2 separate regions of the Homo sapiens genome follow, and region 2 is linked to region 1. Evidence: chromatin contacts called from ENCODE Hi-C data. All regions are on one chromosome and are shown on one strand. Each heading gives the region's core, a stretch centred on a gene start or an enhancer-like site at or near the end of the contact. The rest is flanking DNA. Distances are from core to core; before and after follow the strand shown.

Region 1 (5,518 bases), core at 1,668-4,167:
CTTACCCCCGGACAAAGAGGACATAGCTGGCTTAAATTTTTCCAAGATCAAGGGTTCTCAGTATCTGTGTGATTTCTAGGGATATGCTTTGAGCTGGGCCTCAAGCAGTGGAAACCACCTCAGCACAACTATCTGCACTCTCCCAGGGTCCCTTGTGACCAGATCAGAGTCTGGGAGACAGATGGTGGGTTCAAGGGTCAGCTTGGGTCCCAGAAGGTTGTCTTCCACTAAGAAGCTGTGGCGGGATTCAGTCCTTACTGGCCATCTTGGCAGCCCTTTGTGCTAACCCAGAGCTCCAGGCCCACTGACATGCTGCTCAAGTAACCTCTACAACACCGAGGCCCCTCCAGCCTTGGGGTCTGATGAGATTTTTAGCAAAGCAGATTTGCGGAAAGGAGAGCAAGGAGAAAGAAGGTCCCCAGTAGAGTGACACATGTGCACGCAGCTTTGCACACTCCAACGTATTTATGAGTACGTTTTTGTGCCAAACCCAAGAAGGTTGGCTTAGGGTCTGTCTGGTCCCTCCTCACCCCTCACTTACCTCCCTCAGCTCCTTGGCCACCTCCTTGAGCTCGCGAAGGATGCCCTCAAGCTGCCCGATGACCATCTTCATGCGCTGTCGAATCCGCTCCCGCTCACCACCACTGCTGGGGTCGTCACTGGGCTGCCCGAGGTCCGGGGCGCCCCGAATGTTCATCGTTTACCACGTGGCCGCAGGCCTGCCCATACTCCCCCCAGCTGGGCACACACTGCGTCTGCCTCCACGGAGCCCCCCTCGGCTGGGCAGAGCTCCACATTTTAACGGCCCCCCAGCCCACCCTGGCCCTGGGCGGCCCTCAACCAGCCCCTGCCCCCTGCCACCCAGCCTCCTCTGCCTCTGGGTGGAGAGTGGGACACCCAGAGGGAGACAGAGTCTAGCAGAGGGGGTCAAGGTGAGGACACAGGAGAGGAGGGGGAGGGACCTTGGGTCCCAGGAGTGGCCTCCAGGTCTTGAAGTGCCTGTGGGTGTGCAGAGCTGATCTCTGCCTGAGCTTGAACACAGAGGCAGGGGGATGACTCTGCAGGGACTAAGGGTAAGAGATGCCCTTGGGATGGGGGAAGGCAGCAGGGATCCCCTCACAACTCCTAGGCAGTTGCAAAGGCAGAGGTCTCTGGATGCAACTGACACCTGCAGAGGGATGGTGGCCAGGGTCTTCCAGATGTGGAAGGGGCTCCGGATATGGGCAGCTCTGGGGAGGGAGCTGGATTGGAAGAGGGCAGCCCCCTGCGGAGAGAGCGAGCCTGGCGTCAGCCCTCCCAGGCTGCAGCACCAGCCGGCAATGCCGCTGCCTCCCTCCTCTCGCCAGCCTGCACCCTTCCTCGCTGGGGATTTTTTTTTCTTTGTGGGGAGGGGTGGTGGAGGCAGACGGTTTACAGCACAGCCCCTCCTCTAGAGGGAAAGGGAGGGAGCCCCTGCTTTAGAAGCAGAAGTCCTCAGCCTGCTACGGGGCACCCTGGCCGTAGCTCCCGCCCTCCCCCCCCACCTTCCCCCCAGCCAGGCCTGCCCAGGCTGGTTCACCAGAGGGCCTCTCCAGTCACCCATCCTCCCTCCTAGCGCCCCCAGGGTGCCCTCGTTCCCAGCGGACCCTCCCTCCCCCAGCCCCGCCTTCCCTCAGAACCCCCACTCCTGGACTCACCGAGGGTGGGGGCACCGGCCTTCCCTCCAAGCAGCGTCGGGGGCCAAGCCCCAAGACGGAGTTGGGGGGCCCCCAAGGCTCCCTAGGGCGGGCTTCTCTCTCTGGACCCTTCGGCCCCGGGCCTCAGGGAGGTCCTCCGAGCCGTGACCGGAGACATCTGGGCGGTGGGAGGGGGCGGGGCCTCCGCGCTCCAGGGAAGGGGGCAGGAAAAATCTTTCTCAAGCCTCTCCAGGCTCGGGGTCGGGAATGAGCGAGGGTCCGGCAGATTTGGGGCTCCGAGGCCACAGGTGACCGGGGCGCGGGGAGGCCGAGGAGACGCCGGGCAGGTCCCAGCGCGTGAGCCAAAGTCGGAGGGCTGGGAGGGCGCCGGGATCCCCTCAGCCCACGCCCGGCATTCCCCGGGCTCTGCACCGTCCGGGATTCGCTCTGTCCAGTCCAGATCGGCCGGGTCCGTGTTCCGCTGGGGTCTGCCCTGCCCTACCCCGCCCGGAGTGAGCTGGCACCGCCGGGCGCCCGGGACGCGCTCAGCCCGGACCCAGAACGTCCGTGCCCCGGCACCCGCGGCGTCCGGAGCGGCCGCGAGGGTCTGCTCAGCCCAGCCCCGCGGTCGGCCCTGGGCGAGACCGCTCCCACGGCTCAGTTCACGTTCCGAAAGGTCCGGAATCCACCGGGTCCCCGAGGAGGGGCGATGTCAGCCGCGGGGACCCGGTCCCCGCCGGGCCCAGCCGAGAGCGCGCGAAGCCGGGGGCCCCGGCCGGGCTGGGTTCGGCGGCCCGGGCGCAGGCGGGAGCAGCGCCGGGCGGAGGAGAGGAGAGGAGGCGAGAAGAGGCGAGGGGAGGAGGCGCGGCGAGGGGAAGGGAGGGGAGGGGGCGAGCGGCGGGCCGGGCCGGGCCGGGGCGCACTAGGCTCGCAGCCTCCGCTCGGCTCCGCTACCTCCCGTCCGTTCGCTCTCGGCTCCCCGCCTCAGCAGCCCCCGGGCGCCGGGTCGCCGCCGGTGGGGCAAACAGGCGCCGGGTCGGGGCTGGGCCTCCCTTCACCGCCTCGCCCTGCCCTGCCCCGCCGGGCTCCCGGGGCCTGGGCCCGCTCCCCAAGCGCCGCGGCGCCGCGCCGCCCGCGCCCCGGCCGCCCCCGGCCCGCCCCGCCGCCCCCCGCCGGACTGGCCGCCCGGGCGGGCGCTGGCTCCCTTAAAGGCCGCCCGGCTCGCTTGGCTCCGCTTGCCTCGGCGCTGTCAGGGAAGGGGCCGGCCCGCCGCGCCGGGAGGGAGCTTTTAAAGCGACACACACGCCTCCCAACCCCGAGGGCCAAGCGTGCGAGCCAGGGGGGTCTCGCCACCCGGGCGAGGGGGAAGGGTCTCGCTGGCGGGGCTGGAGGCGGACTGACCGGACCCCACGCCGGCTGACCTGGGGCGCGGAGGGACAGCGTTCTGGGGACTTCGTTCCTTTCCCACCTCTCCAGACACCCCCATTGCCCCCTTCCCCTACTGCACTGCCCCCAAGCTTCCCTTTTGGCCACGTTTCCCGCATCCAGACCCTCCCTTCTACCACCCACATAACCCAGCCCCTGACCTTGCCTGAAATCACATTCATTCAGAAAATAGAATACTGCCAACCTTTCCTGAGAACCTACTGTGTGCCAAGCTCTGGGTCGGCAGGGCTGGGGGTTGGAGGCTGTCTTGGACACCCATCGTTTCCTTCAGCTATTCAACAATTGACTCATGTATTAGAGGCCTTCTGTGCATCAGGTTCCATGCTAGGCTCCGGGGCCACCAGAGCATTTCAGGAAGCTCACGGCTCGGGGACACTCCTGAGTCACAACAGAGGCAAATTCTGGAAGCAATGTTAACAGGGGAGTAGGGAAGTGTGGGTTGGGTGGTGCAGTTCAGGCCAGGGCCTGGCGGGTTCTGCCAGGTAGGCCACCCCTGAGCTGAATCTCAAAGGAGGAGTAGGAGTGACTGTCAGTGTGGGGGGTTGGGGATCAGCATTCCAGGCAGGGAGGAGGGTGGGAGCACAGGCTCAGAAGCAGAAATGGGAGGAGGGGAGTTTAAGTTAACTGGGGCCTTTTAGATACCATTTTGACTGCAGACCACAGAGAGACTCAGAGACCATGGTTAGGAGCTTAGATTTTATCCCGGGGCGGAGGGAGCTTTGATATTGGGAGGAACCTGGGCCTGCTTGCCTTCTCAGGAAACCCCTCTGGGGCATTGTGAGTGGGTGTGAGGAGGTGCCACCGAGATAGAGCAGTTAGGAGGCTATTTCACCGTTGGCCAGAAGACAGTGGAGTCTATGAATCTATGCTCATGAGAGAGGCTGGGGCTTGAGAGTAACATTTTGTTTGTTTTTTTTTTTGAACCATCATTAGAGGGGTGAGATGAACAGGGACGCTGCGTAGAAGTAACAAAAGCAGTAGTTCTGGGCTGGAACCTCAGAAAAGAGTCCATGAGTGAGAGGGAGGAGTGATTAGAAAGATAGGAGAAGAACCAGAAAGTGGAGAGTTATGTAGGCCCAGTAGGAGGAGTTTGGGAGAAGCAAGTGCTCATCAGTGTCGAACGCGGCAGGGAGTGGCTGTGAGAGAAGGAACAGAAAGTGTCTATTTGTCTTGGTACTCAGGAGGCCACGGGTGACATGGCAGGGGCAATTGGTTTTGGAGGGTAGAAGGTGACAGGAACCAAACTGTTGGGCATCGAGGACTATGTGCCCAACAGTGAGGAACAGGAGTGAGTACAGATGACATTTTCAAAAGTTTAAGTGGCGGGGAAGCAGAGATCTTGAACTAGAGGCAGAGGAGGGGTCAAGGGAGGTGGGGCTAGGTGGTGGTTTTAGGCTGGCCCATGGGGGACTTGAATTCCAGAGACAGTGATGGTACTGTGGGTGCTAATGATGTTCCTTGGTCTCTGAGTTATCTCAGAGATGTATTCACAGGGGGCTGCTGGGGGAACTGACTCCTACTTCCTTGAGATTCAGCTCAGGGGTTGCCTTTGGAGAACCAGAAGCTGTGAGGGTGGGAATCCAGCTGCCCTGGGTTGGGGAGATGTTCTTCTGATGGGGTGGATCCAGAGGGCCCACCAATCACTTAAAAAATTGTAGCAAAATATGCGTAACATAAAATCTACCTTTTTTTTTTTTTTTTTTTTGAGACAGAGTCTCGCTCTGTCACCCAGGCTGGAGTGCAGTGGCGCGATCTCGGCTTACTGCAAGCTCCGCCTCCCAGGTTCATGCCATTTTCCTGCCTCAGCCTCCCAAGTAGCTGGGACTACAGGCACCCACCACCACGCCCGGCTAATTTTTTTGTGTTTTTAGTAGAGACGGGGTTTCACCGTGTTAGCCAGGATGGTCTCCATCTCCTGACCTCGTGACCCGCCTGTCTCGGCCTCCCAAAGTGCTGGGATTACAGGCGTGAGCCACTGCGCCCGGCCTAAAATCTACCATCTTAACCATTCGTAAGTGCATAGTTCAGTGGCACTAAGTACATTCACATTGTTGTGTAACCATCACCACCACCCATCTCCAGAACCTTTTCATCATCCCAAACTGAAACTCTGTGATTAAGAGCTGATAGCAGCCACTCTCTGTGGAGCACCTACCAGGCACCAGGCACTGGGCCAAGTACTTCCACATGCATTATCTTATTCCATCTCACAGTGACTTTCCATCACCCCTCCCCCCGCCAGCCCCTGGCAACCACCATTCTATCTTCTGTCTCTGTGACTCTGACTACTCTAGGTGCCTCATATAAGTGGAATCACACAGTCTCACCAATCACTTTTGTGGAAGCAGTGATGCTAAGGAACAGCCGAGACCAAAAATGGGCTAAGCCTGAAAAAAAAGAGTTTCTAGTCTTAGGTC
Region 2 (4,935 bases), core at 673-3,172, 150 kb after region 1:
ATGTGAGTGAACCACAATGTATTTTAAAATTTTAATAGCCACATTTAAGAAGAAAAAGAAAACAGGTGAAAAAAATGTGTTTAGCCCAATATATTCATAATATATTCATAATATATTGTTTCAATGTGGGCTGGGCACGGTGGCTCATGTCTGTAATCCCAGCACTTTGGGAGGCTGAGGTGGGCGGATCACTTGAGGTCAGGTGTTCAAGACCAGCCTGGCCAACATGATGAAACCCTGTCTGTACTAAAAACACAAAAATTAGCCAGGCGTGGTGGCATGTGCCTGTAATTCCAGCCAGTTGGGAGGCTGAGGCAGGAGAATCACTTGAACCCGGGAGGTGGAGGTTGCAGTGAGCCAAGATTGCACCACTGCCCTCCAGCCTGGGTGACAGAGTGAGACTCCATCTCAAAAAAAAAAAAAAAAAATATATATATATATATATATATACACACACACTCATATATATACACACATATATATAGTTTCAATATGGACCCAATATAAAATAATTAATAAAAATTTTACCTTTTTTGGCACAATGTCTTCAAAATCTGGCATATATTTTACACCTTTAACACATTGTAATTGGGAACAGCAGCATTTCAAATGCTCAGAAGCGCGTGTGGCTAGCAGCTCCCATATTAGACTTCACTAGCAATTGTTAGCTCCTGGTACCATCTTTACAGGCAGGTGAGTCTCCTAGGAGCCTGAAGTAGCCGTGGCCGAGAGGTCTGATGAGCTTCAGTTTCTCTACCTGAGAGCCCAGCCCTTGAGAACCTCCTGGGAAGCGGGTGAGCCTTGCTCCATGGCCCCTGGCTCACAGCTGGATGCACCCTCAATTCCTGACCTGAGGGCTCCCGCTCACAGGAAGCTGCCATCTGGTGCAGTCCCTCTAGAGGACAGAAGAAGGTTCAGGAGGCGCCCTCCTCAAATCCAGTCCTCCGGGTCATTCAAGGCCCCAGGCTGCACTCCCAGAGCTCCTTGCCCTGGGCCATGCTCCCACTTGATGCCAGGGCTGTGCTTCCGCTCTGTGTGAGGGGAACCTGAAAGGAAAGTTAACATTTAGATAGTGGAAAGGAGAGAGTAAGGAAGGAGATCCAGGAAGGCAACAGTCTGGCCAAGGGTCTGGAGGTGGGAGGTGGCGGGACAGGAGATGACAGGGAGCCCAGGCGGAATCAGAGGAGAGAAAAGAGGAACAGCCGTCGCCCTTGGAGAGGGGTGTGTGTATGAACGCTAAATGCCGAGCCTGGACAGAATGGAGCCATAGAAGTCTCTGAGCCAGGGAAGGAATTCAGTGAGATCAGGATTTGAGGCACATTAGTCTGGGGGCTGTACAGAAAGGACTGGGAAGGGAAAGATGAATGGGAAAGTAAGTGGGGTAATTAAAAACATAGGCAGGAACGCAGAGCACTTGGACCTTCTGTGGTTGGCCCCAGGGAGCTCAGCCTGGGATGCGGGCCTCTGTGCCAGAAGTCTGCACAGGGGACTGGGCCAAGGGCTTTGAGGTGGGCAGCCCAGGAGTCCTGGGGCCCCGCCCCCTCTGCCTGTCTCCAGGAGAAACTGGACAGCTCCCACAGAGGGACTTGCAGAATCAGTGGTTTCTGGCGATGTGACTGTGAGTTGGGTGTGGGTTTGCTTCTCCCTCCTATACATCCATCACCACCCGTTCTCTGCCCTGAATGCCAGGGTCTGAGGGCTGAGCTGCCAGCCCTGGGCTCCTGCAAAGCCAACATATAATTCCGGGCCACTGAGAACCCAGGCAAGACTTTTGTGAGAATGAAACAAGACAGGCCCCTCTGCGCAGACACAGCCTCTTGGCAGATGGTGCCTTCGTGCTAAGCAAAAAGTGCCCGGCGCGGGCTGGGTTTCAATCCCCACCACACCCTTGGCTGAGGCCTGGCACACGAACCATGTAACCATGCACGGCAGTCCTGCATAATTCCCAGTGCTGGGGGAAATGGTATGAAAGGGGTGAGTCATACTTGAAAACCACAAGGCACCAGAGAAGAGACCTTCATATGAGACCCCCTACCTGTCCTGCTTTCTCCTTCTCCCCTGGACCAGGGGCCCAGAGCTACTGGGGGACTGGGCAAAGGGAGGTACAGCAAGAGCAAACTCGCTGGATCCAGGGAGTCATAGCAGCAGAGTCTCAGGCCCAGGCACAAAGCCTGCATACATCTCTCTCCTGGAGCCAAGTGAGAACAGTCCTAGGAGAGAGGCAGGACAGAGACTAGAGTCTTGTTTTTAAAAAAACTGAGGCCAAAAGAAGTTCAGTGGTCTATTCAAGATGATGCAGCTAATAAGTAAGGGTGGACAATGAGAGGCAAAGTCACAGGGTAGCGAAGAGGCATCAGGCAGACCTAGGAAGAGTCCCAGCTCTGACTCTGAGCATTCATTGAAGTTCTTCAAGTATCAGTCTGCTCATCTGTAAAATGCGGCTAATAGCTACGGTTATTCCTAGGATTAAAGACAGCAGTGTATGTAAAACACTTAATGACAATTATAGAAACTGGGACTCAAAGCCCAATTTCTTGCCCAGGGAGAGATGTGGATGCATTGCAGAATTCCTCAATAGATCAGGAAGTCCAGGATGTTAGAAAGTTGTCGAACTACCAGGCCCACAGAGCAAAGAAAGAAGATTCAGAGAGATGCACCTTCCACAGCTCTGGGGATGCGTAGCTGTGCCTCCGAGGCCTGCTTCGGGACCAAGGTGAGCATGGCCGAGGGCTCAAAGTTGAGTCCCTCTCCATGAACTGCTCTTGGCCAAAAGGAGCTGCCCCATTTAAAGCCACATCCCCTGCACAGGGAAGCCTCATCCAATGATTGTGTAAGTCCCTGGGCCAGGCTCTCTTGCCTCAATCTGGGGTAACTCTGCAGGCCACCACAGCCCTGGAGCTTCCCAGGGAATCACCTGCAACTGCCCACCTCTGCTCTTCTCTCCCCACAGGTGAGGGGCATGCCCCCAAGAGCACTCCTCATGCAAATGCCCATGTGCACATCTTCATCAGAGTCTGCTTCCCAGGTGTATTGTTTCCATGGCTGCTGTAACGAATTACCACAAACTTGGTGGCTTAACGTAATGCACATTCATTCTCTTACAGTTCTGGAGGCCAGGAGTCTGGAATCAGTTTCACTGGGTTTGAGTCATGGTGTCATCAGGGCTGGTTCCTTCTGGAGACTCTAGGGGAGGATCTGTTTCCTCACCTTTTCTAGCCTCTGGGTGCTGCCTGCATTCCTGGGCTAGTGGCCGCTTTCTCATGTTACTCCAACCTTGCTTCCATTGTCACATCTCCTACTTCCTCCCCTGACCTTCACCCAAATAATCCAGGATAATCTTCCCATCTCAAGATCCCTTTTTTTTTGTTTGTTTTTTTGAGGTGGGTCTCACTCTGTCACCCAGTCTGGAGTATAGAGGCACCACCATGGCTCACTGCAGCCTTGACCTCCCAAGCTCAAGCAATTCTCCCACCTCAGCCTCCTGAGTAGCTGGGACCACAGGCATACACCACCTCACCCAGCTAATTGTTTTTATTTTTTTGTAGAGATGGGGACTCACTTTGTTGCCCAGGCTGGTCTCGAACTCCTGGCTTCATGCAATCCTCCTGCCTTGGCCTCCCAAAGTTCTGGAAATTACAGACACGAGCCACCGCGCCTGGCCAAGATCCCTAACTTAATTACATCTGCAAAGTCACTTTTGCCATTCACAGGTTCTGGAAATTAGGATGGGGATATTTTGGGGGACTATTATTTAGCCTACCACACCGAAGAACCTAACCAAAGAAAGCAGCTGCCTGCCTGCCGTGGCCCTCCTCATTGCCTTCCAAGCATCCTCTTGTTGACACCTCCCCAGCAAGGGCAGTCTCACTCCATCACAGGACGGTAGGAGGGGTCTGGCTATGGAAGGCCTGTCTCTGGAGTCAGTGAGCCCTATCGGCCTGAGGGTGTGTGATACCCAGCTATAAGGAAGGCTTAAGCAAGCTGGAAGCCTTTGAAATCCAGAAATACCTGTCCCCTCTTTTCTCTGCCTCTCAGCCTATGTCACATTTCAAGACTTGGCTGCTGCAAGAAGCCTTCCCCAGAGCAGACAGAACAGCTCCCTCTTCTCCAGCCTCCACCATGCTCGATGGTGGCACCACTGGTGCCCACCCCACAGCCCACTGCATGCATCTGTCATTGCATGCCTGCCTCTCCCCTCGACTGTGCAGTAGGTCTTTCTCATTTTCCCATCCGCTCCATGCTTAGCATGGGGTCTGCTCCCCTGGAGAGCAGAGACCTTCTCTGCTTCCAATCAATCAAATAAATGCTTGTAGAACTGGGTCATGCCGAGCCAATCCACAATTCCCAAGGAGGAAGACAGAAGTGTGAGGTGTCAGCTGAGTGCCCTGGTGGCTCAGTCTGAATCAGTGCAGGCTGGGATGCCCTGGGGAGGCCCCCCTCTACATTTCCATCAATCCGGGTCGGGTCTGGCAGCTGGTGGGGTGACATGCTGCTGCTCCCGCAGGTCTGCCTGCTTGTCTCCCTGGCTCAGAGCAACTCCATAACCAGACCCAAGCTCACCTGTTCACCAGTCCCAGCGACCGTGCAACAGTTTTCCCATTGTCCATACTTTTCAGAGTAGTCCATAGTCTCTGTGTGTCCTTCTCTCTTATTCTCCCTGTAACTCGCTCCCCTTTATCCCACCAAAACTGCCCTCCTGAAAATCACAACCACCTCTGTGCTGCCCAGTCCACAGGACACCACTCAGTCCTTACCATAACAGGCTGCTGCCGCCTCCTGTCCTGGCACCCATGCCTCCGGCTTCTGCATCTCTTCATGAGAGAACTATCTGGCCTTGGACCAAAACTGGCCCACATGGAATATCAGGGGGATTCACACCCCAGGAGCAGCCCTTGAAGGAAGGGCGGGGAGCTGGTGGATACACACCCCAGATTT

Evidence for each region. Hi-C counts contacts between places; a loop is a spot of excess contacts on that map. Pooled maps may share reads with other maps.
Region 2: a loop to region 1 is called in a map of sigmoid colon, with 2.7 times the contacts of the local background. The contact joins the enhancer-like site here to the promoter of INSYN1 in region 1. A Hi-C loop is called at or near these places in 2 of 168 maps with a recorded cell type or tissue (esophagus muscularis mucosa and sigmoid colon) and 8 of 50 pooled maps.

What each region holds. Positions count from the first base shown.
Region 1 is chr15:73,750,434-73,755,951 of GRCh38, forward strand. It overlaps INSYN1 (inhibitory synaptic factor 1), which reads right to left and starts at 2,918. Exons shown (of 3, transcript NM_001039614.3): 1 at 1,677-2,918; 2 at 542-1,264. The coding sequence starts at 697. RefSeq lists an enhancer at 1,035-1,808.
Region 2 is chr15:73,898,454-73,903,388 of GRCh38, forward strand. It overlaps a transcript of TBC1D21 not described here. Among named protein-coding and RNA genes, the nearest start is that of LOXL1, 26 kb to the right of the region's middle. RefSeq lists an enhancer at 3,859-4,360. Within about 2 kb of position 1,923, at least 2 of the 41 ENCODE cell types and tissues checked have a DNase peak (open chromatin) inside an H3K27ac peak, as active enhancers do.